Linked DNA regions of Homo sapiens: region 1 is linked to region 2. The links are chromatin loops, found by intact Hi-C in ENCODE. Cell type or tissue: A673. All regions are shown on one strand. Links, peaks and the distances in the headings refer to the core of each region. The heading gives the core; the rest is flanking DNA.

Region 1 (15,593 bases), core at 3,361-11,360, 67 kb after region 2:
CCAGCTTGTGGGTCTCCACCTTGACCTCCCCACCTTCTCCAGATCTCATAAATCACCCACTCTTGTCCCTCTTTCTCCCAACCAGGGCTCATTTGGTGCCCTTTTCTCCGTCCTGACCTTGGTCATGCCTGGGCCCTCACCTCCTCCCTGGTCACTGAACCATCCTCACCTTTTGCCTCCCTGTCTCCCCAGCACAGGCCTCCAGACTCTGCTTCTAGCTGCCTCCTCGTCCAGTGCCTCCACAGTCTGAACAGCCTTGTCTCCTTGTTTCCTCTCCATTGCTGGAGAACACCACCGTCTGGACTGAAGGCCTTGCACGTTCTATCCTCCACTGGACTCTCCTGATCCCTCCTTTCTCTGTGTCACCCAAAGTCTCCCCACACCCACTGGGCCAAGCCCTCTATGACTCTGAGACTTTGCATGTGTAGTTCCGTTTCCTGAAATGCCCTTCCCTCCCATTCCTGCCAAGTCCAGGTCCTGATTGTCCTTCAGGCTCAGTCTTAAATGTCACCCGAGTGTGTGTGTGTGTGTGTGTGTGTGTGTGTGTGTGTGTGTGTGTTTCTTGTATGATATTGAGGGAAGGAGTGACATTTATTCATTAATCTATAGATTCTTTGGTAACTATACTGAACACCTACTATGTGCCAGCATTGTTGTAGGTGCCAGGGGTTCACTGGTAGACATAGCATCAGAAATCTCAGTATTAAGAAGATGTTCTGGGCTGGGCATCGTGGCTCACACCTGTAATCCCAGCACTTTGGGAGGCTGAGGTAGTGGATCACCTGAGATCAGGAGTTCGAGACCGGCCTGACCAACAAGGTGAAACCCCATCTCTACTAAAAATCAAAAATTAGGTGGGCATGGTGGCATGTGCCTGTAGTCCCAGCTACTCGGGAAGCTGAGACAGGAGAATTGCTTGAACCTGGGAGGCAGAGGTTGCAGTGCGAGACTCTGTCTCAGAAAAAAAAAAAAAGATATTCTGAAGACAAGATGGACATAAAAAAAGGAATAAGCAATAGAAAGTATTTAACTATATAGGATGGCAATATATGTTTAGAGAAAAATCATGCAGGGAAAGAAGCATAAGATATACTGGGGAACCATCTCTGTACCTGATGATGGGAAGAGATTATATTTGGGCTAACACATGAAGGTGGTGAGGAAGCAGGCTCTGTGTGTATATAAGCAAAAGCATCCCAGGAAGAAGGAAAAGGGGGAAGAGCAAATGCATTGCTCAGAGGCAGCAGTAGGCCTGGGTGTTGCAAACACACCCAGTAACCCATGTCTAAGAGCAGAGGGAGGCAGAGGAGTCAAGCGGTGGAAAGGACACTGCAGACCACCTGGTGCCCTGCAGGCCACACAGGAACCTAGAGCCTTTGTGGAGAGGAGAGACTCAACTGGACTGGATCCCTTGGCTCCCTGGCGAGAGCAGGCCTGAGCGGGTCAAGGCACCTACAGACAGACTGGGAGAGCGCTGCTGGATCCTCCAGGAAGAGGAATGAGGTCTTGAACCAGACAGGCAGGGTTGGAGTGAGGATGTGTTTTTGGATGTATTTGGAAGGTCAAGCTCACAGGATTTTCTAATGGATATAGTCATTGAGGGGAAGGGAAGAGCATGGATAAAGCCAGAATGTTCCTCTGAACATCTCACTCTTTCGAAACTCCAATGTCTTTTTTGTTTTTGTTTTGTTGTTGTTGTTGTTTTGTTTTTTTTTTTTCTTGAGACGGAGTCACTCTGTTGCCCGGGCTTGAGTGCGATGGTGTGATCTTGGCTCACTGCAACCTCTGCTTCCCAGGTTCAAGCTATTCTCCTGCCTCAGCCTCCCGAGCAGCTAGGATTACAGGCGCTTGCCACCACACCCAGCTAATTTTTGTTGTTGTTGTATTTTTAGTGGAGACAGGGTTTCACCATGTTGGTCAGGCTGGTCTTGAACTCTTGACCTCAAGTCATCCACCAATCTTGGCCTCCCAAAGTGCTGAGATTACAGGCATGAGCTACCACTCCTGGCCTCCAATGTCTATTATTCCACACTCTATGCCCATGTATACACATTATTTAACTACACTTATACATGAGAACATATGATATTTGACTTTCCACTTCTGAATTATTTCAGTTAAGATAACCTTCAGTTCCAACCATGTTGCTTGAAAAGACATGATTTCATTCTTTTTCATGGCTGGGTAGTATTCCATTGTATAACCCCCATTTTCTTTATCCAATCATCCATGGATAAGCATTAGGTTGATTCCATATCTTTGCTGTTGTGAATAGTGCTGCTACAAACATACGAGTGCAGGTATGTTTTTGATATAATAATTTCTTTTCCTTTACCCAGTAGTGGGATCATTGGATCAAATGGTAGTTCTATTTTTGGTTATTTGAGAAATCTCTCTGTTTTCCGTAGAGGCTGTAATAATTTACCTTCCCATGAACACTGTATAAGCATTTCCTGTTCTCCACATCCTCACCAACATCTGTTATTTCTTGACTTTTTAAAAATAGCCATTCTATCTGGTGGAAGATGATTTCTCACTGCGGTTTTAATTTGCATTTATCTGATGATTAGTGATGTTGAACCTGTTTCACATGCTTCTTGGCCACTTGTATGTCTTCTTTTGAAAACTGCCTATTCATGTCTTTTGCCCACTATTTAATGGGATTTTTTGTTTTTTATTATTAAGCTGCTTCAGTTTCTTGTACATTCTGGATATTAGTCTCTTATCAGATTCACAGTTTGCAAATATTTTCTTCCATTCTGTAGGTTGTCTGTTCACTCTGTTGATTATTTTTTATGCTATGCAGAAGCTTTTTAGTTTAATTACATCCTGTTTATCTATTTTTTGTTTTGTTGGATTTGCTTTGAGATCTTAGTTGTGAATTCTTTGCCTACGCCAATGTCCAGAAAAGATTTTCCTAGGTTTTCTTCAGTATTTCTATAGTTTCAGGTCTTACATCTAAGTTTTTAACCCATCTTGAGTTAATGTTTGTGTATGGTGAGAGATAGGGGTCCATTGCATTATTCTGCACATGGCTATCCAATTCTCCCAGCACCGTTTAATTAATAAGGTGTCCTGTCCCCAGTGTATGTTTTTGTCGACTTTGTCAAAAGTCAGGTAGCTGTAAGTATATGGCTTTATTTCTGGGTTCTCTATTCTGTTTCATTAATCTGTGTGTCTATTTTTATACCAGTACCATGCTTTTTTGTTTACTATAGCCTTGTGGCATAATTTGAAGTCAGGTAATGTGATGTCTCTAGCTTTGTTCTTTTTGCTTAGGACTGCTTTGGTAATTTGGGTTCTTTTTGTTTCTATATGAATTTTAGAATTTTTTTTCAAATTATGTGAAATATGACATTGGTATTTTGATAGGAATTGCATTGAATCTGTAGATTGCTTTGGGCAGTACGGTCATTTTCAAGGTATTGATTCTTCTGATCCATGAGCACGGGATGCTCCATTTTTCCATTCATCTGTGTCATCTACAACTTATTTCATCAGTATTTTGTGGTTTGCCTTGTACTGATCTTTCACCTCCTTGGTTAAATATATTCCTAGGTATTTTTCTGTTGCAATTGAAAATGAGATTGACTTCTTGATTTTTCTTCTGTTAGATTACTGTTGGTGTATAGAAGTGCTACTGATTTTTGTACATTGATTTTGTATCCTGAAATTTTACTGAATTAATTTATTAAATCTAGGAGTCTTTTGAAGGAGTCCTTAGAGTTTTCTAGATTTAAGATCCTATCATCAGCAAACAGAGATAATTTGACTTCCTCTTTTCCAATGTGGGCGCCTTTTGTTTCTTTCTCTTGCCTGATTAATTGCTCTAGATAGGACTTTCAGTATCAGGTTGAATAGCAATGAAGAGAGTGATCATCCTTGTCTTGTTCCAGTTCTTAGGGGGAATGCTTTCAGTTTTTACCCTTTCAGTATGATGTTGGCTGTGGGTTTGTCATAGATGGCTCTTATTATTTTGAGATATGTTCCTTTAATGTCTAGTTTGTTGAGGGTTTTTACCATGAAGAGATGTTGGATTTTATCAAAAGCTTTTTCTTTGTCTAGTGGGATGATTATATGGTTTTTGCTTTTAATTCTGTCAATGTGATGAATCACATTTATTGATTTGCATGTACGGAAACATCCTTGCATCCCTGGAATAAAGCCTACTTGATCGTGACGAATTATCTTTTTGATGTGCTGTTGAATTTGGTTTGCTAGTATTTTGTTGAGGATTTTTGCGTCTATGTTCATCAGGGATATTGGACTGTAATTTACTTTTCTCATTGTGTCCTTGCTAGGTTTTGATATCACGGTCATACTGGCTTCATAGAATGAGTCAGAGAGGATTCCCTCCTCCTGAATATTTTGGGAGAGTTATTCTTTGTACATTTGGTAGAATTTGACTGTGAAACCATCTGGTCCTGGACTTCTATTTGTTGAGAGATTTTTTTCTATTGCTGGTTCAATCTCACTACTTGTTATTGGTCTGTTCAGCATTTCTATTTCTTCCTGATTCAATCTTGGCAGAATCTTATGGTTCTAGGAATTTATGCATTTCCTCCAGGAAAAGTTCCTCTCCATGTTTTGAAACAAAAGATATTATTCTCTCACAGTTCTGGAGGCTAGAAATTTGAAATCAGTAAGGCCAGGCAGAAATGAAGGTGTTGGTTGGACTACAACACTCCAGAGACTTGAGAGGATCCATACCTCGCTTCTTCCACATTATTGTGGCTGGTGTCATTCCTTGAATTTTGGCTGGACTGCTCCTACTTCTGTCTCTGGGGCCACATGGCCTCGCCTCCTTCTGTGTATATCACATCTCCCTCTGCTTTTCTCTTATCAGGACTCTTGTAGGACTCTTGTGATTAGATGTAAGGGTTGACTGCATAATCCAGGATTTCCACTGGTCAAGATCATTAATTTAATTAAAGTTGTAAGAATACCTATAAAGTAACAATACAGGCTCAAGAAACTAAGACCCAGTTTTCTTTGGGGGTCATTATTCAGATTACTGAGCCGCTGTGTGATCTTCTGCCCCCTAGGAGGCCCCCATCTGCCCTCCAGACCTTGCCTTCTCTTTCTATTACTTTCTCTGTTCTTTCCGTCCTGACACACTAGTGGGCCAACTCATGTAACGCGTATTTATGGGAATGGGGTCTATTATACCATAAAAGACACTGATAAGACAGCCAAAAGATAAGTTACAGGGTGATAACACCTGAATATAGGTATCTGATGAATGACTTGTATCCAGAATATATCAAGGACTCTCAAAACAAAAACATAAGTAAACCACAACAGCAACAACAACAACAAAAGGCCCAATTTTGTGTAAATGAAAAAGCAGCCACTCAACAATAACAAAAAATAAACAACACTTAAAAATGGACAGAGGGTGTGAATCACATTTCTCAAAAAAATATAGTACTCAAGGCCCTCACCAGAAGCAAATGCCAGCACCACATTTCTTGCACAGCCTGCAGAACTGTGAGCCAAAATATATCTGTTTTCTTCATAAATTACTCAGTCTCAGATATTCCTCTATAGCAAGCCAAGAATGAACTAACACAATATTTTAAAAAGGTAGCCAAAGGTTTTATCAGCCACCTCACCAGAAAAGAAAAACAGATGGCAAACAGGCTCATGAAAACATACTAAAGATCATTTGTCCTTAGGTAATTATAAATCAGGAGAATAAGCATTCTTAGGTAGCATTACATACCTGAGAACATAACTAGAAAACAAAACAAAAATAAAAAGAAATGTTTAAATATTCTGATAATATCAAATGTTAACAAGGATGTGAAACAATCAGAATTCACACATAACTCCTGGTGGGAATACAAAATGGCACATCAACTTTGGAGAACAGTTTGACAATTTCTTATAAATTTAAACTGAACACTTACCATAGGACCAGGCACCTGACTCCTAAGTATTTACCCAAGAGCAATAAAAACTTACAGTTACACACAGAAACCTGCATGCCAATATTTATAACAACATTATTTCATAGTCACCCAAACCTGAAAACAATCTGAATGCTCCTCAAATGGTAAATGCATACAAAATGGGGGGTCCATAAAAACAGTGAGTTACGAGTCAGCAATTAAAGGGAACAAACTATAGATTCATACACTCAACCACATGATTGAACCTCAGAGGCACTGCACCAAGTAAATGAAGCCAGACTTTGGAGGCAACATTTTGTATGATTCCATTTATACGACATTCTGTGAAAAGGCAATACAGTAGGGATGGAAAACATATCAGCATTTTTTCATGGACTAAGTGTGGAGGGAGGGTTGACTACCCAGAGACAGGAGGAAGGAACGTTTGGTTAATGACACTCTTCAGTGTCTTCACAGTGGTTGTGGGTATATAATTATATACAACTCTCAAACCATATCAAAATTGCATATGATAAAGAGTTAATTCAACTGTATCTAACTTTAAATAAATTAAAAAATTTAAAACACTGGATGCCACTATGCTCTCACTAGAATTGTTCAAATATAAAGCAGGACAGTATCATACGTCGACAAGGGTGTGGAGCTACTGGAATTCTGGCACATGGCTAGGAGGAGTGGTAAAAAGTCAAAACCATTTTGGACAACAGTTTGGCAATTCCTACTAAGGTTAAACTTACAAGTAGTCATTAGTCTGACTATTTATCTTCCTGTGTATACCAATTAGTATAAAACCATGTATGTAAAAAGACTTGTACCTGAATACCTGTAGGGAGAAAACTGGAAAATCCTTGTCTATCAATAGGTGAGAAATAAAACATTATAGTATACACATAAATGGAATACTACTTAACAATATCACATTTTGAAATACAGACACAAACAACGTGGTTCAGTTTCAAAAAATATTATGCTGGGTCATAGGATACAGACACAAATTAACACATCTCTAGGAGATTTTCAAATAGACTAACTCACAATGAAAGAGGACATATCAGTGGTTGCCCAGCATAGAAGGTGGGAAGAAAAGCCCTTGGCATACTAGAAATGCTGTATATCTGCAGTGTGGTGAGTATACAGGCTGTACATACTCGTCAAATCTCATGCAAATGTGAACTTCAAGTAGGTGTGCTTTATTTCATGTAAATTATACCTAATTAAATTCATTAAAGAAACACAGTAAGACTCACATATTCATATTTGATCTTCTGGTCCATGAACATAGTATGACTTTATTGTTAAAACTAAATGTGGCTGGGCACAGTGCCTCATGCCCATAGTCAAAGCACTTTGGAGGTCGAGGTGGGAGGATTGCTTGAACCCAGGAGTTCAAGATCAGCCTGGGGGAACATAGCAAGACCCCATCTCTCCTAAACATAAAAACAAAAAGTTACTCCGGCCTGGTAGTATGAGCCTGTGATCCCAGCTACTAGAGAGGATGACGTGGGAGAGTCACTTGAGTCTGGGAGGTCAAGGCTGCAGTGAACTGTGGTCAGGCCGGTGCACTCCAGCCTGGGCAACAAAGCAAGACCCTGTCTTAAAAAAAAAAGCACTAAATGTATTGAATTTTCTATTACGTGCCACATGCTAAATATTTAAATAACTTACAACAGATATTATTTACTGGAGACTTAATTTGTTGTATATCAAATGAGGATGCAGCTACCTCTCTATTAGTAAGGATGAATGAAGAGTTATCTAGATACTATTGTGTGTAGAGATTTGACAAAGGTATGGTGGCAAGTACTAATATGTCCCAGGGATCAACGGTTTGCTGGATGCATACTACACAGAGTGATATGGAAAACCATGTAGCTGGACCTAAAGTTTAATTTTCTCTGTACACTCCACTCATGTTGTCTGGAAATATTATGTCTTTGGGCCATATTTAACTGTGAGAAGCAGATTTTTACATGAAAGAAAATGTTGATCCATATGATGAGCCTCTAAAAAAACTTGCTTCTGCCCACACTGAACCAAATGGCAGCATGAATGGAAAAGAAGTTTTTTCTGCACTGGTTCATAGAACATGTGTTCTCCCTTTTGTTTCACAGGAAGATGCTGCATGGTTCTTGTTTTGGAGATGTCATTGACACTGTGCAAATCAGTGTACTAGGTGCCAGGGGAAAATTCTATAGTCATATTTCTTTTAAAATTTCCAATATGCTACCATGATACATGGCAAATTCCCAACTTTTCACAGCTCTAAAGCCAGACAGCATGTGTGTGTGTGGTGAGGACATGAGGCTATGGATGGGGAGTATCTTAAGGGCAGGAATCAGGTCAGTGGCATCTCTTCTCAAGCCCCACCTATACACAAAGGCTCACTGTAAGAATTAAAGAAAGAGGAAAGAAACACGAATGGTGGCTCACCAGTCAAGACAGATTTTAGAGAAAACAAACCTGAGAGGAGTTTCTGGCCGAGTTAAGTCAGAGGCACACTCTCTTACAGACTAAGAGTTTTTAAGGATTTAGGGTGGGAGAGTTTATCAGAGACTTGGACTGCTTCTGAGTCTCTTTGTTGTGCTTATCTGGGAGAGAGAGGTGTGTGTCTGTACCCATACATCTTTCTGCAGCTACAGGCATACCCACTGAGTCTGCTTTTAGCTTCCCTATCTTAGTGCACCTGAAGGGAAAGGAATTTGCTTATTAAGGCCCACTGTTTTACTAGGGCCATTGTATGAGGGTGAAGTTTGGCAGTAACTCAAGAGACTCTCCCCCTACCTCCCTCTGTGCCCGAGCTGTCTTATCTGTGTTTCACTGTCTGCTCTTTCTGGTTGCTTGTAGTTAGCAGAGAAGTGATTTCCTTGAAATGCATGAGGCTAGAAAGGAAATTGGAACTTAAAGAGGCAGTGTTTCTCCGAGATGACGGTGCTCCTGCTCTGTCACTCACTATATCTTTAGTGAATGAATGAATAAATGAATGGCTGCCACCTTCACTTTACCTAGGACTCTTCTTTGTTTCTCTGCCCCAGACACTCACACGGACCCTATAGAATCCTATATCCTGCTGGACTAAACACCCCATGGATCTAGGTGAGGCTGCGACTCGGGCCAGGCCAGCAGTGATCAGCCCTGGTGTAAACAGTTGTGCACAGAAAAGCACCTCAGAGTGGAAGGACTTTAGACATGGGGTTCGCATGTCTCAGATGGCCCTGAAGGTACTGATCCAGGCTCTGGTGCTCCTGGAAGGCAAGACTCAGATTCTGCTCCATCTCCTCCCATCTCTGGGCGGGTCTCTGGCATCTCTGGCCCATGAGGGTCAATCTGTGTGGAGGGGACAAGCTCTGAGCATGTGTGGGTCTGAGGTTCCTCTTCCATGCAGGGCTGAGGTCTCCTGCTCCTCCCCAGCTTCCTGTCCGGCCCTGTAGTCCTTCCCCTCCACTCCCTTCCTCTTTTCTGCTCACACAGGAAGCCCTGGAAGCTGCTTCCTCAGACATGCCGCTGCTGCTACTGCTGCCCCTGCTGTGGGCAGGTGAGTGGCTGTGGGGAGAGGGGTTGTCGGGCTGGGCCGAGCTGACCCTCGTTTCCCCACAGGGGCCCTGGCTATGGATCCAAATTTCTGGCTGCAAGTGCAGGAGTCAGTGACGGTACAGGAGGGTTTGTGCGTCCTCGTGCCCTGCACTTTCTTCCATCCCATACCCTACTACGACAAGAACTCCCCAGTTCATGGTTACTGGTTCCGGGAAGGAGCCATTATATCCAGGGACTCTCCAGTGGCCACAAACAAGCTAGATCAAGAAGTACAGGAGGAGACTCAGGGCAGATTCCGCCTCCTTGGGGATCCCAGTAGGAACAACTGCTCCCTGAGCATCGTAGACGCCAGGAGGAGGGATAATGGTTCATACTTCTTTCGGATGGAGAGAGGAAGTACCAAATACAGTTACAAATCTCCCCAGCTCTCTGTGCATGTGACAGGTGAGGCACAGGCTTCAGAAGTGGCCGCAAGGGAAGTTCATGGGTACTGCAGGGCAGGGCTGGGATGGGACCCTGGTACTGGGAGGGGTTTAGGGGTAAAGCCTGTCGTGCTTAGCGGGGGAGCTTGACCAGAGGTTGATCTTCTCTCAGGCCCTCACCTGGACCCTCCCTCCTGATTCTGCATCCCCTCTTTCTCCTCACTAGACTTGACCCACAGGCCCAAAATCCTCATCCCTGGCACTCTAGAACCCGGCCACTCCAAAAACCTGACCTGCTCTGTGTCCTGGGCCTGTGAGCAGGGAACACCCCCGATCTTCTCCTGGTTGTCAGCTGCCCCCACCTCCCTGGGCCCCAGGACTACTCACTCCTCGGTGCTCATAATCACCCCACGGCCCCAGGACCACGGCACCAACCTGACCTGTCAGGTGAAGTTCGCTGGAGCTGGTGTGACTACGGAGAGAACCATCCAGCTCAACGTCACCTGTAAGTGCTGGGCCAGGATGCTGGGGTCCCTGAGGGTGTAGGGGAGACAGGATGGGCTGGTGCTGGGGACATTTAGTGTCCTGGAGGCCTGGCTGAGTTCGGGAGCCAGAAGGACATGAGCCCTGTCCCTTCTGCATTTCTGTGGTTTCTGGCAGGAGTAAGGGGAAATGCCTACCCTTATCTCATCTCTACCCCCAACTGAAGGAAATCCTCTCTTCCTCTCCTAGATGTTCCACAGAACCCAACAACTGGTATCTTTCCAGGAGATGGCTCAGGTAGGAAGGAGCCTCCCCGCCTGGGGCTGTTACTGACATTGAGTCTGTGTCAGGTTTGGTCAGATCTGGACTTTCAGAGTCAAATGTTCAGAGGCAAGGCCTGCAGTTAGACACGGGTAGACATCAGGCACCTTGGAAAAGGATATTTGGGGATGACTAGCAACTTCCCCCTTGCCCATCCAAATAATGCTCTTTGTCTCCCTCCTGTCTCTGAATGTCTTGGGGTATTTTATTTTTAATTGATATGTAATAATAGTACATATTTATGGATGGCATAGTGATGTTTCCATACTAATAATGTATAGTAATCAGATCAGGGTAATAGCATATCCATCATCTTGAACATTTATTATTTCATTGTTGTTGGGAACATTCAATATCCCCTTTCTAGCTATTTGAAGCTATCTATTATTGTTAAGCATAGTCATCCTACAGTGGTATAGAACACCAGAACTTATTCTTCCTTTCCAGGTGTAATCTAGTATCCTTTAACAAATCTCTCTCCTTATCATTGTTCCCCTAACCTTCCCAGCCCTTATTATTCTCTGTTCTACTTTTTACTTCTATGAAATCAACTTCTTGTAGCTTCCACTTATGAGTGAGAACATGTGGTATTCAACTTTCTGTTCCTAGCTTATTTCATTTAACATAATGTCCTCTAGTTCAATCTATGTTATAGTGAATAACAAGATTTCATTATTTTTTATGGCTGAATGATAATCCATTGTGTATATACGCCACATTTCCTTTATTTATTCATCTGTTGTTGGACACTTAGGTTTATTTCATATCTTCCTATTGTGGATAATGCTGCAATAAACATTGAGGTGCAGACGTTTCTTCAATATACTGATTTCCTTTCCTTTCTATAAATGCCCAGTAGTGGGGTTGCTGGATCATATGGTAGTTCTATTTGTAGTTTTTTGAGAAACTTCCATACTCTTCTCCATAGTGGTTATACTAGTTTACATTCTGGTCAAAAGTATATAAGAGTTCCCTCTTCTCTACATCCTCACCATCATTTGTTAATTTTCATCTTTTTTTTATCATAGTCCTCCCAACTGGGGTGATGTTACCTCATTGTGGTTTTGATTTGCATTTCCCTGGTGATTGGTGACGTTGAGCATTTTTCATATACACTTGTTGGCCATCTGTATATCTTTTCTTGAGAAATGTCTACTCAGATAATTTGCCCATTTTTAAATGAGATTGGGTTTCTTTGCCATTGAGATGTATGAGTTCCTCGTATGTTCTGGATATGAATCACTTGTCAGATGAATAGCTGACAAATATTTTCTCCTATTCTGTAGGTTGCCTTTTCACTCTGTTGGTTGTTTCCTTTCTGCATAGAAGCTTTTTAGCTTGATATCATCTCATTTATTTACTTTTGCTTTTGTTGCTTGTGCTAGTGAGGTCTTACTCATAAAATATTTTTCCAGACCAATGTCCTAAAGCATTTCCCCTATGTTTTTTTCTAGTATTTTTTAAATTTTGTGTCTTATATTCAGGTCTTTGATCCATTTTGAATTGATTTTTGTATAGGACGAGAGGTGTGAGTCTAATGTCATTCTTCTGCATATGGCACCAGTTTTCCCAGCATCATTTATTAAAGAAACTGCTCTTTCCTCAATGAGTGTTCTTCATGCATTTGTCAAAATTCAGTTGGCTGTAGATCGTGGATTAATTTCGGTGTTCTCTATTATGTATTATTGGTGTATGTATCTGCTTTTATGCCAATATCATGCTGTTTTGGTTACTACAGCTTTGTAGTTTTGAAATCTTTAAATTTTTGAAATTTTGAAATTTTCTAGTTTTGAAATTTTGAAATCTTGTAGTGTGATACCTCCAGCTTTGTTCTTTTTTGCTTGGGATTGCTTTGACCATTCAGGCTATTTTTAGTTCCATATGAATTTTAAGATTGTTTCCTCTAATTCTGTGAAGAATTACATTGATATTTTGATAGAGCCAGGTTTGAATCTGTAGATTTCTTTGGGTAGTATAATCATTTTAGCAATATTAATTCATCTGATGAGTAAGGAATGTCTTTCCATTTGTTTGTATCCTCTTCAGTTTATTTCCTCAGTGTTTTGTAGTTTTTCTTATTAAGGCTTGTCACCTCCTTGGTTAAATTTATTCCTAGGTATACTTCATTCTCTTATAGCTATTGTAAATGTGATTGCCTTCCTGATTTATTTTCAGCTAATTCATTGTGTGTAGAAATGCTACTGATTTTTGTATATTGATTTTGCATCCTGCAAATTTACTAAATTCATTTATCAGTTCTGAGAGTTTTATTGTTAGAGTCTTTAGGTTTTTGTTTTGTTTTGTTTTGTTTTGTTTTGTTTTTGAGATGGAATTTCACCATGTTGGCCAAGCTGGTCTTGATCTCCTGGCCTCAAGCAATCTGCCCACTTTGGCCTCCTAAAGTGCTGGAATTACAGGCATGAGCCACCACGCCTGGCCAAGTCTTTAGGTTTTTGTATGTTATTTGCAGAGACAATTTGACTTCCGCCTTTCCAGTTTGGATGGTTTTTATTTCTTTCTCTTGCCTAATTGCTCTGGCTAGGACTTTCAGTACTATGTAAAATAAGAGTCATAACAGTGGACATCCAGTTCCTAGAGGAAAAGATTTCAGCTTTTCTCCATTCAGTATGATGTTAGCCATGGGTTTGTCATATATGGCCTTTTTTGTGTTGAGGTACTTTCCTTCTATACCTAATTTATTGAGAGTTTCTATCATGAAACAATATTGAATTTTAACACATGCTTTTTATTCTGCAACTATTTAGGTGATCATACGGTTTATGTCCTTCATTCTGTTGACATATGTATAACATTTATTGATTTGCATATGTTGAATCATTCTTGCCTTTCTGGGATTAATCCCACTTTATCATGGTATGTTATCTTTTTGATGTATTGTTGGATTTGATTTGCTACTATTTTGTTGAATATTTTTGCATCTATGTTCATCAGGGATATTGGCCTCTAGTTTTCTTTTTTTATTGTCTCCTTTCTGATTTTGGTGTCATGGTTATGCTGGCCTTGTAGAATGAGTTAGGAAGAGTTGCCTCCACTTCAATTTTTTGGAATAGTTTGAGAAGAGTTGGCATAATTTTTTTTTCTTTAAAGGTTCAGTAAAGTTCAGCACTGAAGCCATCCAGCCCTGGAATTTTCTTTGTTGGGGGGCCTTTTATTATTCATTCAATCTCATTACTTGTTGTTTGTCTGCTGAAGTTTTCTATACCTTCTTGATTCAATCTCGGTAGATTATATGTGTCCAGGAACTTATCCATTTCTTCTAGACTTTCAAATTTGTTGGCATATTGTTCATAGTAGTGTCTAAGATCCTGTGTATTTCTGTGGTAACCATTGTGACATCTTCTTTTTTATTTATGATTTTATTAATTTTTATGTCTTCTGTCTCTTTCTTAGTTTAGCTAATGATTGTCAATTTTATTTATTTTTCCAAAAAGCGAACTTGTTCATTGATTTTTTTTTAATTTCATTTATTTCTGCTCTGATCTTTATGATTTCTTTCATTGTGCTGATTTTGGATTTGGTTTGTTCTTGCTTTCTAGTTTCTTGAAATGCACAGTTAAATGGTTTACTTGAAATTTGTCTAATTGTTTGATGTAGGCATTTATTTCTCTCAAGTTGTCTCTTAAAACTGTTTTTGCTGTGTCCCATAGGTTTTGGTATATTTTATTTCTATTTTTATTTATTTTGAGAAATTTTTAAATATCATTCTTAATTTCTTCCTTCACTATTGGTCATTTAGAATCATTTTGTTTCATTTCTGTGTATTTGTATAGTTTGCATGTTTCCCTTGGTATTGATTTTTAGTTTTATTCAATTGTAGTCAAATAAGATACTTGATACATTTTGGTTTTTAAAAATTTTTGGCACTTGTTTTGTGTTCTAACATATGGTCGATCCTTGGGAATGTTGCACATGCTGATGAAACCATGTGTATTCTGCAGCTGTCGGTTGAAATGTTCTGTAAATATCTTAGGTTCATTTGGTATATGGTGCAGTTTAAATCCAACGTTTATTTGTTAATCTTGTCTAGATGATTTGTTCAATGCTGAGAGTGGGGCGTTGAAGTCCTCAACTATTATTGTATTGGAGTCTATCTCTCCCTTTATATCTAATAATATTTGCTTTACATATCTGGGTGCTCTGGTGTTGTGTGCATATGTATTTACAGTTGTTATATTATAGTGCTGAACTGACCCCTTTATAATAATATAATGTCCTTCTTTGTCTCTTTACAGCTTTTGACTTGTAGTCCGTTTTGTCTGAGATAAGTATAGCTATTCCTGCTTCCTTTCATTTCCACTTGGGTAGAATATCTTTTTCCATCTCTTCCTTTTCAGTCTATGTGTGTCTTCTAGGTGAGATAAGTTTCTTGTAAGCAGTATATAGCTGTGTTGGTAGAAGGGCTGAGGCAGGGCTTGCTTGTCTGACATAATGTAAAAGAGTCTTGGAACATGTCCTGGGTCCAGGGTCTCAAACCCCTCGTGGCCTATGGAACACCAAGCTCTGTGCCTAAGGGTGGAAGGCTGCCCTGCCACACTGCAATCTAAGCCCAGGGCATAAAACCCCTCGTGGCTTGGAAAGAATCCAGGGCTCTGGGCATAAAACCCCTCATAGCCTCTGGAATGTGTCCAGACTTGCTGGCCCCTTGCTCCTTGCTCTCCCAGGATCATAAATTGATTGTATCTTGAGTGAAAAGAACTTGTTCTCCATTATTTCAAGTAGCAGAGCATATGCTAAACCGTCACAGCTATGCTTGATGCACCGCTACCTTTCTACCCCAAAGTCCTCACGTTCTCACTTGTCTATCCCCACTTCTGCACGTCCTCACCACCTGCTTCTTTGTTTGATTACCAATAAATAGTGTGGGCTCCCAGAGCTCGGGGCCTTCACAGCCTCCATACTA
Region 2 (15,593 bases), core at 4,489-12,488:
AAGGCCAGCAGCGGACGTGGGAGACATAGGCATGAAGGATGCAAACACCATCAGGGGCTCAGCCTCTCAGGTGAGTGATATGGGCGTCTCCACACCCAGCATCCAGCTGGGACATCTCCCACAGGATGGCCTCCAGGATTTCTCTGCTTATCATGGCCAAAATTATCTCCTCATCTCCTCCTCCTTCCCACCATCCAGCTTCTCCTGCAGGATTCCCCATCTTGCTGACTGCATGACAGTCCCTCCTACCTACTTTCTCTCGGGCCAGGCATGGAGGAGGAGTTATCTCCTCTCTGTCCTCCCTTTCTTCTCTATAGCTCCACATTCACCAAATCTTGTCCATTTTTCCTCCCTAAGAATGGCTAGCATTGCTCCCACCCCCACCAATCCTAAACTCTCTCAATGCTGAGGCCTGAGGATCTCTGTCTTGGACTTCCTCACCTCCCTGCCTCTTGTGTCCCCTGCCCTGATGGGAGGAATCATTCAGAAGCCATCACTGATCAGTTTCTTTGCATCTGGACAGCTGTTCCCACCCCCAACACTGTCTAGAGCAGAAGCCAGAAAATACTATCTGGAAAGGCCAGATAGGAAATATTTTTGGCTTTCTGGCCTACACAGTCTCATTGCAGCTCCTCAACTCTACTGATGTAGCAGGAAATCAGCCGTAGACCATGTGTAAATGATTAGCTGGCTGTGTGCCAGTAAAACTTTATTTATAAAAACAAGCTGTGGGTAGAATTTGTCCCAAGGGCTCTAGTTTGACAAGCCCTAACCTAGAGAAAAAGCCCAAACTTCATAACTGCAGCCCTGCACATTCTCGTCTCTTAAACATCTACCTCTCTAGCAGGGCTGGAATTAGTGTGAGATGAGTGAGGTCCTGGCCTAGCATGCAAAATTTAAGAAGGTGCCAAAAATCTCAGTAATTGTGATAGTTTTAAAAAAAACTCTTATTTTAGGTTTGGGGGTACATGTGCAGGTTTGTTACATACATAAACTCTGGTCAGAGGGGTTTGTGGTACAGATTATTTTGTCACCCAGGTCCTAAGCCTAGTACCCCACAGTTATTTTTTTCTGTTCCTCTCTCTCCTCCCACCCTCCACCTTCAAGTGGGCCCCAGTGTCTGTTGTTCTCTTCTTTGTGTTCATGAGTTCTCATCATTTAGCTCTCACTGATAAGTGAGAACATGCAGTATTTGGTTTTCTGTTCCTGTGTTCGTTTGCTAAGGATAATGGCCTCCAGCTCCATCCATGTTCCCACAAAAGACATAATCTCATTCTTTTTTATGGCTGCACAGTATTCCATGGTGTATTTGTACCATATTTTCTTTATCCATTCTGTCATGGATGGGCATTTAGGTTAATTTCATATATTTGCTATTGTGAATAGTACTACAATGAACATTTGCTTGTATGTGTCTTTATGGTAGAATGATTTTTATTACTCTGAGTATAAAACCAGTAATGTGATTGCTATGTCAAATGATAGTTCTGCTTTTAGCTCTTCAGGAAATTACCATACTGCTTTCCACAGTGGTTGAACTAATTTACACTCCTGCCGACAGTATAAGTGTTCCCTTTTCTCTGCAGCCTTGCCAGCCTCTGTGATTTTTTTTACTTTTTAAAAGTAGCCATTCTGACTGGTGTGAGATGATATTTCATTGTGGTTCTGATTTGCGTTTCTCTAGTGATCAGCGATAATGAGCTTTTTCTCATATGTCTGTTGGCCAAAAATGTCTGTTCATGTCCTTTGCTCACTTTTTAATGGGGTTGTTTTTCTCTTGTAAATTTGTTTAAGTTCCTTATAGATGCTGGATATTAGACCTTTGCCTAATGCATAGTTTGCAAGTATTTTCTCCCATTCCGGTTGTTTACTCTGTTGATGGTTTATTTTGCTGTGCAGGAGCTCTTAAGTTTAATTAGATCCCATTTGTCAATTTTTGCTTTTGTTGTGATTGCTTTGGCATCTTTGTCAGGAAATCTTTGCCTGTTTATCCAGAACGATATTGCCTACATTGTCTTCCAGAGTTTTTATAGTTTTGAGTTTTACATTTAAGTTTTTAACCCATCTCGAGTTGATTTTTATATGTGGTATAAGGAAGCAGTCCCACTCAATCTTCTGCATGTGGCTAGACAGTTATCCCAGCACCATTTATTGAATCAGGAGTCCTTTCCCCATTGCTTTTTTTTGTCAGCTTTGTTGAAGATCAAATTGTTGTAGGTGTGTGGCTTTATTTCTGGGCTCTCTATTCCGTTCCATTGGTCTATGTGTCTGTTTTTGTACCACTACCATGCTGTTTTGGTTACTGTAGACTTGTAATATAGTTTAAATTTGGGTAACGTGATGCCTCCAGGTTTTCTTTTTGCTTAGGATTGCCTTGGCTATTTGGGCACTTTTTTGGTTTCATATGAATTTTAAAATTGTTTTTTCTAGTTCTGTGAAGAATCTCATTGGTAGTTTGATAGAAATAGCATTGAATGTATAAATTTCTTTGGGCAGTATGGCCATTTTAATGATTTTGATTCTTTTTATCCATGAGCATAGTATGTTTTTCCATTTGTGTCACCTTTGATTTATTTGAGCAGTGTTTTGTAATTCTCATTGTAGAGTTCTTTCACCTCCCTGGTTAGCTGTATTTCTAAAAATTTTATTCTTTTTGTGGCAATTGTGAATGGGATTGTGTTCCTAATGTGACTCTTGGCTTGGTAGTTCCTGATGTATAGAAATACTAGTGATTTTTCTATATTGATTTTGTATCCTGAAACTTTGCTGAAGTTATTTATCATTTAAGAAGCTTTTGGGCTGGGACTACGAGGTTTTCTAGATATAGAATCATGCATCTGCAAAGAGGGATAGTTTAAATTCCTCTCTTCCTATTTGGATGCTCTTTATTTCTTTCTCTTGCCTGATTGCTCTGGCCAGAATTTCCAATACTACGTTAAACAGGAGTGGTGAGAGAGGGCATCCTTGTCTTGTGCTGGCTTTCAAGGGGAATGCTTTCAGCTTTTCCATATTCAATATGATGTTGGCTCTGCGTTCACCATAGATAGCTCTTATTATTTTGAGATATGTTCCTTTAATACCTAGTTTACTGAGAGTTTTTAACACGAAGCGATGCTGAATTTTATCAAAAGCCTTTTCTGCATCTATTGAGATAATCATGTGTTTTTGTCTTTAGTTCTGTTTGTGTGGTGAATCACATTTATTGATTTGTGTATGTTGAACCAACATGAAGCCGACTTGATCATATTGGATTAACCTTCTGATGTGCTGATGGATTCAGTTTGCAAGTATTTTGTTGAGGATTTTTGCATCAATGTTCATCAAGGATATTGGCCCGAAGTTTTCTTCTTTTGTTGTGTCTTCGCCAGATTTTGGTATCAGGATGATACTGGCCTCATAGAATGAGTTAGGGAAGAGTCAGTCTTCCTCCGTATTTGGGAATAGTTTCAGTAGGAACAGAAGGAGGCTCAGATCTGACATTTATTGTGTGATTGAAGAGCCTTCCAGGCAGAGGGAGGAGCAAAGCAAGGCCCAGGCACAGGAAGAGGAAAGGAGAGGAGCCATGGGACATCTGTGTGATTAGACAGAGGGAGGCAGGACTGAGAGCAGGAAATGACTTTGGAGGAGTTGAGCCTATGTGAATTGTGTCTGACTGCACAGGCTACTGTGAGCATTTGGAGAGTTTTGAGCAGAAGGACATGATCAGACGAGATTGGGTCCGTTCAGGGTGGTATAGCTGTAGACCAGAAGAACATGATCAACTTTCATTTTCATGGGATTCCTCTGGCCACTGTGTGCAGAAGAGACCGTGTGTGTGGCAGGGGAAGGAGAGAGCATAGGAGGTAGACAGGAGGCTGGTGAACATCCCAGGCAGAAGGTGGTGTTGGCTGGAACCAAGATAGCAGCAGTGGTAGACATGACTGTCTCCCAGATGAATTCTGCAGTGGAACCTACTGGGATTTGTTAATGAATTGGAATTAGAATGTGAGCCACAGAAAGGGAGCAAGAATTACTTCCAGATTTTTGCCCTGAGCAGTGGGAAGAATGGAGGTGCCAATCATTGAGGCTGAGAAGATTGCAGAAGAAATGGATTTGGGAAAGAAAAGGAGGAGTTCAGATTGAATAGGTTGAGTTTTGTGTGTCTTTGGACAAGAACGCGGGGGTTTGAATTATACCACTGGATCAAAGACTATAGTCAGGAGAAAGGAGTGGGCTGGGGGTACAGATTTGGGAGTCATTAGCCTATTGATGGCATGAAGCCAACACAGTGGATAAGATCACAAGGCAAAGGTAAAGAAGAAAAGAACCCGGGGCTGCTCTGATATTTAAGGTCAGGGAGACCTGAAGCAATTGGCAAAGAGGTTGCCAAGAAGGTGAGGTGGACCCAGAAAAGCATGATGTCCTATAGTTGAGTCAAGAAGGCCTTCTGTGTAGGGAAGGTGAGCAGCTGGGTCCTCTGCTGCTGAAAAGTCCAGGAAGGAGAAGACTGCAAGGTGGACATTTAGACTCAGCCACTTAAGTGGTAGTCACAGTGACCTTGATAGTAGCAGTGCTTAGACTTGGTATGTGTGTGAATATTAATTTGAGTAATCAAGAGAGAATCTGGCAAGCAAAATCACTGACAGTTCCATGGAGCATCTTCTGCACAGGGGAGCAGCAGGGAAGGGCTGCGATGAAGGAGGACCCTCCCAGGCAGCCTCTGTCACTCTCTGCTGTGTGAGTCTGTATTAGTTTCCTGTGGCTGCTGTGACAAATTACCATGCATTTCCTGGCTTCCAACAACACACATGGATTAAAGTTCTGAAGGTCACAACCCCAAAATGGGTGTCACTGGGCCAAAATCAAGGCATTGGCAGGCAGGGCTGGTTCCTTCTGGAGGCTCCAGGGGAGGATGCAATTTCTCACCCTTTCTGGCTTCTAGAGGCACCTGCATTCCTTGGCTCAAGTCCCTTCCTCTGTTTGCAAGGCAAGTAGCCTGGCATCTTCCAATCTCTCTAAGCCCTCCTCCTTTCACTTGTAAGGACTCCTGTCATTCCACTGGGCCCACCCAAATAATCCAGGATAACCTCCCCATGTCAATATCCTTAACCTAGCTCCATCTGTAAAGTCCCTTTAGCAATGTAACGTAACAGATTCACAGGTTTCAGGGGATTAGGGTATGGACATTTTGGGGAGCAGTTATACTTCTTATCAGAGGATATAATTTCTTTGACTGAGTTGTCCTCCCCATACCACCGAACTGTGAGCTTCCTAAGAGCAGGTGCCCCATCCAAATCAAGGCCCTGTAATTCTCTCTCACTTAGCCTCTTCCTGCCCATCTTATAATTCACACATAGATATTCGTTTGTTTGACAGTCATTTTTGCCAAATTCCCTCAATTAAAAAGTGAGTTTCAGGAGGTCAGGGCCAACACCTACTGTGTCCACCACAGTCCATCCAGCACCCGGATCAGGGCTTCACACACAGAGGGCCCCAGCAGGACTCCAGGCTTTGGGGTCAGAAGGAAGGGACTGGATTGGGTCCCGGCATAACAGGGAGTTTGGGTACGCTACTTTCTTCATGGAGTTGTTGCGGGAAGTTAATAAGATTAATAAACACCAAACAAGTTGCTCAATAAGTGTTAAATATTGCAGGAAAGTATAAATGAAGGAGATTTCTATAAAATGAACGTGGGATAGAGGCAGGAACTCATGAAGTTTAATTCTATACAGAGGAATATATCCGAACCAACCAACCGATCAAACAACTTGTGACTCTCCCTGCCTTATCCTATTTCCACTGCTCTGCTCTGACTCTCTTCTCTCTCTCCATTCAGGGTAACCTGACTGAGTCCTGGGCAGATGATAACCCCCGACACCATGGCCTGGCTGCCCACTCCTCAGGGGAGGAAAGAGAGATCCAGTATGCACCCCTCAGCTTTCATAAGGGGGAGCCTCAGGACCTATCAGGACAAGAAGCCACCAACAATGAGTACTCAGAGATCAAGATCCCCAAGTAAGAAAATGCAGAGGCTCGGGCTTGTTTGAGGGTTCACGACCCCTCCAGCAAAGGAGTCTGAGGCTGATTCCAGTAGAATTAGCAGCCCTCAATGCTGTGCAACAAGACATCAGAACTTATTCCTCTTGTCTAACTGAAAATGCATGCCTGATGACCAAACTCTCCCTTTCCCCATCCAATCGGTCCACACTCCCCGCCCTGGCCTCTGGTACCCACCATTCTCCTCTGTACTTCTCTAAGGATGACTACTTTAGATTCCGAATATAGTGAGATTGTAACGTGTTTGTCTCTCTGTGCCTGGCTTATTTCACTCAACATAACATCCTCTAAGTTCATCTGTGTTGTTTCCAATGACAGAGTAATGTACTGAATAATTCAAAATAGCTAAAAGAGAGGAGTTTAAATGTTGTCACCAAAAAAAAAAAAAAAAGATAAAAATTTGAGCTGATGGATGTGCTAATCATGCTGACTTGATCGTTCCATGGTGCATCGAGGTGCGGGAGCCTCACGGGGGCTGCGTTCAGGTCGCTCAGGTACTCAGGGCAGGACTGGAATTTAATCCCTGCCTGATTCTGAGGTCTCTTCTCTCACCCGGCACCCAGCACTGAGTGAAGCAACCACTGACTGGGCACCCCTTAGCCATAAGTTTGCAGCATCTCCGTTGACTCCATGGCCTCTGGTGAAGGAATCCGAGAACCTGGACACACAGGAGCTGAGAAAGGAGGCGCCTGAAATTACAGCCCAGCTCTGCGCATGGCCTGCCCCAGCCTGCATAGCTCTGATCAGCAGATAGAGCTTCCAATGGCCATGCTGCCCATGATTTCATCCCCAGGGCCCTGGTTGGGTCTGCAGACCTCCGCCAGGAGCCCCCATCTCCGGACCTTGGTGTGACTGGGCTGGGTCCCTCTCTTGCTGGTCCCCTCCAGAGGGACCCTGGACCCTTTCCAGCCTCACAGGCCCTATGGAGACCCCAGCCCTTCTCCATCACCTTCTCCTCACCTGCTTGCCCCTCTGGTCTTGTCCTCGGGTCTGAGGACATGCAGCCTGATTTGCCCTATGGGGAGAAATCAGGGAAGAAGTCACATCTCAGGTCCATAAGAAACACGGGAGAGTCCTGGGTAGAGAGGTGAAGGGGCCCAACTTCCTGCCAAGTCCAAGCCCAAGCCCTCCCCATGTGGGACCCTAGGAGGTAGAGGAGATGGTCTGCGGTCTTCACCTCTCCACTGAGAGTCCTCAACATCCTCATACTTTTAAAGATTTCCAAGGGCACAGGAGGCAGACGCCATTGTGTGGGGGAAAGAGGCCGGGTGAAGCTGAGGAAGGAGTTGACACTGTTGGCGCAATTACCAGGGGTAAGTAACAACAATGATGGAGTTAATAATAATAATTTATTTCACACTGTTATGTCATGCCATAAGACGTGCCATCAACTCTGGAAATTAGGTTAGTTATTATTACCCCTGGGGGCAGGGAGAGCAGCTTGTTTATCTTTTGTTATTAGAGGCCCAAGAATCAAGCCAAGAGCTTGGTGAAATTTGTGGGGAGTAGAGATTTGTCATGGTCATGGAGCTATGACAAAATCCCGTCCCATCCCTGCATCTTTCTAATTCCTCATCTTGGAGGGAGCTGAGGGGAACAGTTGAGGCCACAGGCTGTGGGTTCGGCCTGCCCGGGCTTGAATCCCACCTCTTCTGTGGGTTAGCACTGAAGCCTTAAATAAAATACTCAAACTCCATGGGGCTTAGTTTTCTCACCTGTAAAGTGGAGGTGAGGCTAATCACATTCACTTTCTCCATAGAGAGACAGTGAGGGTCAAGCAGGTTAGAATGGTGGTGGGCACATGGTAAGTGCACAGCTAATGTCCACCACTCTTATCCCCCTTATCCCCCTGTGACTCACCCTGACTCTGATCTGAGGACTCCAGAGGATTCATAGAGGAGGCATCTTTGGACCCAGACCTGAGAGGACTGGGAGATTTCACCCAGAGGTTGTGAGCATGTCATGGCAGGGTGGAGGTGGCACTCCTGAGGGTGGGCACTGCCTAGCAGGGCATGGAGGCAGGGAGATGTGCAGAGCATGAGCCTGGACGGGAGCTGCTGCACTCACGGGGGGCCTGGATCCTGACGTCCATGTACATGATCAGCTGTGTCACGGGGTTTTCCACAGTGCATTGGTAAGTGCCCATCTGCTACCAGGCCAGACTCAAGAGATACAACTTTGCATATGAGAAGTTTAGGAAGGAGCTGTTGTGGATCCAGCAGTACTTGAGATCTGGGAAAGAATAGGAGACACACTCCATTTCCACCTGGGAGCCGATCTCAGCCGTCACGATGCCATTGAAGGCATCAGGATTGCCCCTCAGCAGCAGATAGTCAGGCCCATCTGCAGAGACAGGGAAGGAGGCCTGAGGCTGTGTTTCTGACCCTTTGGGGTCCTGGGTACCACCTCATGAGGTCCTCCTCCAGCCAAGAGGTTCCCCACTGTGCACCCTGAGCTGACCCCTAGACCTGCCCCAGGCAAGGCAGCTGTGCCAACAACAATAACCATAATAAGAGCACCTGCCATGATCAGGGACCTACTAGGGGCCAGCCCCATGGTAGCCCTTTACCTCGTAATAAAATCATTGGAGTAAAAGCAAACACATGGGGCCTACTGTGTGCCAGACACTGTTCTAAGCTCTGTGCCTGTCCCCACATTTGTTGAATTCCCAGAACAACTCATGTGATTGGTTCCACTATTGATCCATTTTATAGATGGAAAACAATGAGGCTCGGAGGAGAGGATTAGGACTTCATGACTGCAACTGACACAGAAGGATTGAGCCAGTCTCAGGGCCTGGGGGCAACCGCCCTGAGCAGCTGAAGCCTCTGGATCCTGGGTCTTGGTTCCAAGCCTCTGACCTGTAAACAGCTGTATGGAGATCAGAAATCCTTCACGCTTCAACCCCAGCTTCCACACAATGGGCGCCATAGCCTGTGCATTAGGAAATCTAACACACCACTAAAGTGTTTCCAGAAGGAGATGTAAAGGTGATTTTAGAAGTGTGATTATTTTTTTCAGGTGAAAGATGTGGAAGAGTTTGATAAACTCTGTGAACACACCTGGAACACTGGAAGAATCTAAGTGTTGATGTATTTATAAGCTCAGTAGATTAGATTTCCAAGAGCTGTCCGAGAATTTGTGAGGATCTTGCTGGGTTGTGAACTTGCCCCAGTAGGCAGCTGAAGGGCTATAAAGAAAAAAGAATGTATGGAATGTATAACTGACTCTTTAAATCAAACTCTCTGTTTAAGGGAGCACAGTCTGTTCAATTTCAGTAAAAGAGAGTGACAGTGACTATAGTAAGTTTACAAGAAAAGAAGAAAGAAATCAATGAGTGGAATTTGAAGGGTCAAGGGGTTTGAACACTTAATAAACTGAACATCAATTTAAAAAATAATTGGTTTTAAGTAGTCCCCTATTTACACAAAAGCAGACCTCAGCAAAGGCACACTGACCATTTCTAATCTGAGAAGTGAGGACTGGGGTCCCTATTTCACATTTGAGTGCATCAGTTCTGAGTAGTGAGGGCAGCTCCCAAGTCCACAGAGCTCAAGAGCTGGAGCTGATTCCAACCCAGACCAACCTGGCTGCAGGCTGGCCCAGGATGTCTCTGGCCTAGTCCCATTTGCAGATCCGTGGTGAGTCCCAGAGGTGGACTTGTGTGGCAAAGAGCTGAACCCTGCCAAAAAGAGGCCTGGCCTTTGCTCTCAGCTACTGGGAGGGAACCTCTAAGTCCCTGGAATGTCTCACCTGATTAGAGTGTCTTTGTTTACCTGAAAGCCTTGGACTTCACCAAATAGTCTAATAATATAACTAACGATAGGACTTTGGGTCACTGGTATCAGCTCTATCTGTGGAGCAGCTGAAACTAAGGTCAGCCATGTAGACAGTTATCCACATCTATGTGACAAAGCCACACCAGGACATCAAGGCTCAGGTGAGTGTCCCTGGTTGGCAATGCTCTATGCATGTTGTCACATGTCATGTCAGGAGGAATTACCACAGTCTATGATTCTACTGGGAGGGGACAACTGGAAACTCCCCATTCGGAATTCCCTGGACCCTGCCCCATGCTCTTCTCACCTTGGCTGACTTTAATCTGTATCCTTTTGCTGTAATGAGACATCACATGAGGATAACAGCTTTCAGTGAGTTCTGAGTCCTACTAGTGAACTATCAAAACTGAATGTGGTCAGGGACTCCCCAATGTGCAGCTGGCATCAGAAGTGAGGGCAGTCTTGTGAATTGCTCCCTAACTACTCAGGACTGCTGGATTAAAGGCTGTGCAGGTCGTTTGAGGATAGAAAGGATTCCTGGCAACACTGCCTGGTTTGAACCAAGCACTGCCACTTACTTCCCATGTGATCTCAGTTAAGTTGCCTCCCTCCCCTAAGCCTCTTTCTACACCTGTAAAATGAAGATATGAAATGTTTCCTCTTCATAGGGCTGTTGTGATGCTTAACTTCAGAAGCAAGTGGAGAACGTAAAACGTGGAATCCTTCTTAGCTAGGCTCTTGTGTCTGAGGTCCTTATTACTAAGGAAAAAGAGGGAATGAATACTGAGAAGAAACCAGCAACCACGGCCACAGAGAGCATCTCATCAGCTCTATTTGGCTGCACCAACATGGAGCACTCCTTTTAGACACAGCATTGTGCCAAGTCCCTGCAGAAACATGTCCCTCCCTCCATCTAGACTGTGCACGGCCAGTGATGCCTGGTCTGAACAGTCAGGATGAATATGGCAGAAGTGGCTTCATTCAGACAGAGTCCGTGGCATGACCCTGACTGTCTCATGCAATGAGACCCTCATGAGGACCCTGCTCTCAGGAGGGGGGTGTAGGCTTGGAGGGCACCTCGACCTTCAGGGACTCACTTTCATTCTCTCAAGCAAACCCCAGAACTATACCTGGCCCATCTCATCCAGGATCCCCCATGACTTTGAGAATCTTGTCTGAAACCCTGTCTCTCCAGTCAGGAGTGGTAGCACCCAGTGCTCACCTAGGGGCAGGAGGCAGCTTCGGGAGCAGCCCCCCAAAGCCTTTAATCTCTTTCTGGAGCTCAGCTTTGTACCTTCTTATCAAGAGAGCAAAACGTCACAGTTCCTCCCAGGGCAAAGTTTTGCCTGGCACAGCCAGAGTGGACACTAATGAACAGTGACTCCTTCCTGTCTTTCAGGCTTGAAGATCACAAGGAATGTTAACCTGGGATCTTTGAGGAGCTATACACAAGGTAGATTTCTGACAGGTCCCTACCCGCGTCCTTGCAGCGCTGTGTGAGCAAACCCCATCACCCCCAAATGCATCACACCACCAGGGGGAGCCATGGAGTTGCACGATGCATCAGCACTAATCTTTGTCTACAACCTCCTGGGGGAAGGGATAAGAAGTGGATAGAAAAGGTGAGAGGCAGGAGCCCCGAATCAGCTTCCAGAGAAGATGGAAGTGAAATGGAGAAATAATAATAATGACATTAACAATAGCAATAACATTACTAATAACATTAAATAATAACTACTTCCTGTAGTTATCATTCCTGTTCGGTGAGATTGTAAATCTTGACATAGGTTAGTCTCTGAATGGGTGGGAGTCAGGTGTCAGGAAGCATTTGGGGGTCAAAGAGGGTGGAGAAGATTGGTGCAGTGATCCCTGCAACTCTCTGGGTGAGCAGCAGGGGGCGCCCTAACCATGGCAGAGACTGTTGAGTTGGTTGCACAGACATAACCAAGTGTCATGGGGCAGTGGGAAGTCCATGGACTCTGTCTCAGAAGGAGAATTACTTGATCTCTGTGTGCCTCAGTGTCCTTATCTGCAAAGTGGACATCAGAGCTCCTACCTTTATGAGCCTGAGAACAAAAACCAGGGAGAATAAATGAACAACCACAGCAGCAACAACAAACAAAAACAAGAGCCAAAACCAAGTAGCGAGATGGGCCTTTCTATCATCTGACCCTGAAATCCAGTCACATTTAAAACCAGGTCTACCCCTCAGATTTCCCAGACAACAGAAGTCAATGCATTTTTTCCCTTTGAAAGTGAAAAACAAACAAACAAACAAAAAACATGCTGTAATATTGGAGGGAAACAATTATGGGGTTTTTTTGTGTTTTTTTTTTTTTTGAGATGGAGTCTTTGTCGCCCAGGCTGGAGTGCAGTGGTGTGATCTCGGCTCACTGCAAGCTCTGCCTCCTGGGTTCACACCATTCTGCCTCAGCCTCCCGAGTAGCTGGGACTACAGGTGCCCGCCACCACACCCAGCTAATTTTTTTGTATTTTTAGTAGAGACGGGGTTTCACCATGTTAGCCAGGATGGTCTCAATCTCCTGACCTCATGATCTGCCCGCCTTGGCCTCCCAAAGTGCTGGGATTACAGGCATGAGCCACCGTGCCCAACTACAACTATGATTTTTATATGAACATTAATTCCATTATGTGGTTCCTTGAGGTTGCCTGATGTACACATTGTGGGAAAGGCCATGAGAGCTGCTACACAGCCCTTTGGAGATGGCGATCATGAAGCCAGCAAATGGTCAAGGGCTGTGAGTCTTCAAAAATCTGTCCTGATAAGTGATGATGTCATCTCCACATGCAAACCTGTCTCCAGAGAAGACACAATCCCATCCACTCAATGCTGCCGATCCTCCTAAACAATTCAAATGGGCTTTTTGCCCAGCAAGAAAGGGATTTTTGTATGTACATTCATGTTCTCTTTCTTATTCATCAGAAGTTATTTTTCTACGCACCTCACATTCTCAATGATAACTAAGAGAAATTCCTTGTTTGATTAACTCACACTCTATACCGGAACATTTGTGCATCTCACAACGGTTCCCTTAGAGCCCACCTTTCCTTTTGAGTTTAAACCTTCCTTGGAGTAATCAGAATAACTTCCAAATAGGAAAGAATGAAAGAGACTATGTTTATTCATTTTGTACACTCTTAAAACATAAATTGTATTTTTGCTAGCTGCAGCTAAGACTTTTATTTTAAAATGGGGCACTAACTTTCCTTCCTCCTACATTAAAACATTTCAGAAAAAAACTTAAAATCTTAAAAATAATTTTAAATACTGGGATAAATTTCTTTAAACATAAATTTCCAATACTTTCTAAAAAAGGTCATATCTATTTCAGAACTCTAATATCACCAGAACCCCAGAGAACATCCCCCAAATTTTTAGGCATAAAAATTCTCTTGTTTTTCAGCAGACACTTGATCAGTTTACCTGCATCCATAACCTTGGATATGGATTCATATGTCAGAGTCTATAAGCTGGAACATTAAATACAAAATTGAAATGATTTATTTTCTTCTAGCTGTTCCAAAAATAAAGCATACAAAAACTTTAAAGTCACAAATGTAAACTATTGTCAGAACAGAATGTTAAACATTTTTTCATTATTAGACATCATTATTAAATACAAATAAGTGATGAATAATATAGAAAATAATACTTATTGTTTAAGAGGCATATATGTGTGATGGAAATAAAAAGTCTGCATTCATTTAAGTTAGGTTACATTTATTTGTGGACACAAACAGGCCCACGTATGAGAGGAGAGAAAGGCAGAGGAGGGGAGCAGAGGGGAGGATGGTGCAGACTGGGTGGGCCCTGCTGGCCACACAGGAACCTGGAGCCTTTAGGCAGAGCAGAGACTAGACTGGACTTTCACTCTAACAGAACCCCTCGGCTTCCCTGGACAGAACAGGCCCAAGTGGGTCATGGCAGCCACATAGAAACTGGAAAGGTGCTTGCTGGGTCCTCCAGGAAGAGGGATAGGGGCTTGAACCAGGGAGGCAGGGGTGGCGTAAGGATATGCTTTTGGATGTGTGTGGAAGGTCGTGCTCACAGAGTTTTCTAATGGATGTGGTCAGCGAGGGGAAGGCAAGACCAAGGATGAAGCCAGAATGTTCCCCTGAGCACCTGGAGGGAAGGAGCGGTGTCCATAGAGGACTTCAGAGGGGAGGCTTTCAGGGGCGATAATTCTGAGAATCTCCCTTACATCCAAATGGGAACAGAACAGAGACAGCTGAATGCAAATGCCTGGAGTTCAGGAGAGGGGTCCAAGCTGAAGATGTTTCAATGCACAGCTGGAGTAGTGATGACCACAGATGAGGTAAGGAAGGGGTGAAGACAGGCAGAGAGGAGGACACACATTTGTCATTGGTGCTTTCATGACAACATATGTTATCTTCAATCTTTTTGATAATAGTCACCCTAACAGGTATGAGGTGATGTCTCATTGTGGTTTTGATTTGCATTTCCCTGATGACTGGTGATGTTGATCATTTTTTCTCTGCCTGTTGACCATTTCTGTGTCTTTGGGGAACTCGCCATTCAAGTCCATCATGCCTTTTCAAATCAGATTATTTGTTTTCTTGCTGTTGAACTCAACTTGTTTGAGTTCCTTATATATTCTGAATATTAACCTTTTACCACATGTGTGGTTTGCAAATATCTCCTCCCTTTCCATAAGTAGTCTGTTCACTCTTTTGTGATTGTTTCTTTTGCCATGCAGAAACAAACTAAAACAACTTTTTAGTTTGATGAAATTCCATTTATCTATTATTGCCTTTGTTGCCTGTGGTTTGGTGGTGTTAACTTAAACATCACACAATTACCAATTTGGAAGAAAGAGCTTTATTTCTTATAAAGGATTACAGCCTGCAAGGTGGCCATCCAGACAGGCTGGGAAGCAGAGCCTGCAGAAGAGGCTCAGAGACAAGCACTTTAAGGGAGGGAGGAGAAAGACAGGAATTTAAGCTGAATGGGCTGGCCAAGTATACATATTCAACAGGTTACAGAAGGAGCTTTGAATATTCATGAAAGGGTTTTGACCCAAGCATATTGAACAAACACGCATGTTACATGTAATCCATGTTCACCTTAGGGTAGAGACTTACCATGTAAACGTATTACAATTAGGCCCTATATGTCAAAAGGTCTTTGGAGGACACAGCAGCCCTCAAGCGCGCAGCCTCTGTAAAACCTGCCATAACCAGTCCATGCTCCATGTTCTTATCAAGAGAAAGTTACTGAAATCAGTCTTTTGTCCAGTCACAAGGGTGTGGGGTCAGTGTCTGCTGGTGAGCTGTATATTGTTTTAATATTACTTATATTGAGACCAGTGCTTGCTTAGCTACCAGAGAAAAATAAACATATTGTGGCAGTTAGAACATAGTTTATTCTCTAAGTGTGGGGGTGTGTAATTTAACCCCTGCCTGGCATGGCCTTAGGTTTTGTATATGATTTGGTATCTCATTGCCACAGAGTCTGTTCTGCCAGTCTTATGATCTCCATTTCCATATTAAGGTTAATCAGTTGCTGCATCTCAACTGCAAAAGGAAGGGGCTATAATGAGGTGTGTCTGACCTCTCGTCCCATTGTAGCAGCAACTCAGTTTTTAAGATTTTTCTGGGGTCCCCTTGGCCAAGAGGGGGTCTGTTCAGTTGATTACAGGGCTTAGGATTTTATTTTTAGTTTACAGTATCTAAAAAAATCTGAGCCCAGATAATGTCAAGAAGCTTTTTCTCCTGTTTTCTTCAAGGAGTTTTACA

The links. Peaks named below come from ENCODE experiments on the same cell type or tissue, not always from the same donor. Only the 100,000 strongest peaks of a DNase experiment are listed, where the experiment ranks them.
Region 1: it touches region 2 in a loop (7-fold over the local background); 2 of 110 quality-filtered maps call a loop at or near these places.

What each region holds. Positions count from the first base shown.
Region 1 is chr19:51,215,709-51,231,301 of GRCh38, forward strand. It overlaps CD33 (CD33 molecule), which reads left to right and starts at 9,372. Exons shown (of 7, transcript NM_001772.4): 1 at 9,372-9,447; 2 at 9,510-9,890; 3 at 10,095-10,373; 4 at 10,601-10,648. The coding sequence starts at 9,411. The region is part of intron 2 of LOC107985327 (a long non-coding RNA gene); the gene reads right to left. In A673, for the core only: no CTCF peak of the experiment used is centred there; no DNase peak of the experiment used is centred there; H3K27me3 peaks cover 4,264 bases.
Region 2 is chr19:51,147,248-51,162,840 of GRCh38, forward strand. It overlaps SIGLEC7 (sialic acid binding Ig like lectin 7), which reads left to right. Exons shown (of 7, transcript NM_014385.4): 6 at 1-70; 7 at 5,816-6,279. The coding sequence ends at 5,998. It overlaps LOC101928517 (a long non-coding RNA gene), which reads right to left. Exons shown (of 5, transcript NR_110732.1): 3 at 9,099-9,226; 4 at 6,997-7,051; 5 at 5,676-6,709. Among named protein-coding and RNA genes, the nearest start is that of SIGLEC7, 13 kb to the left of the region's middle. RefSeq lists a silencer at 10,298-10,496. In A673, for the core only: a CTCF peak has its summit at 11,662 (motif pointing right); a DNase peak (open chromatin) is centred at 11,374.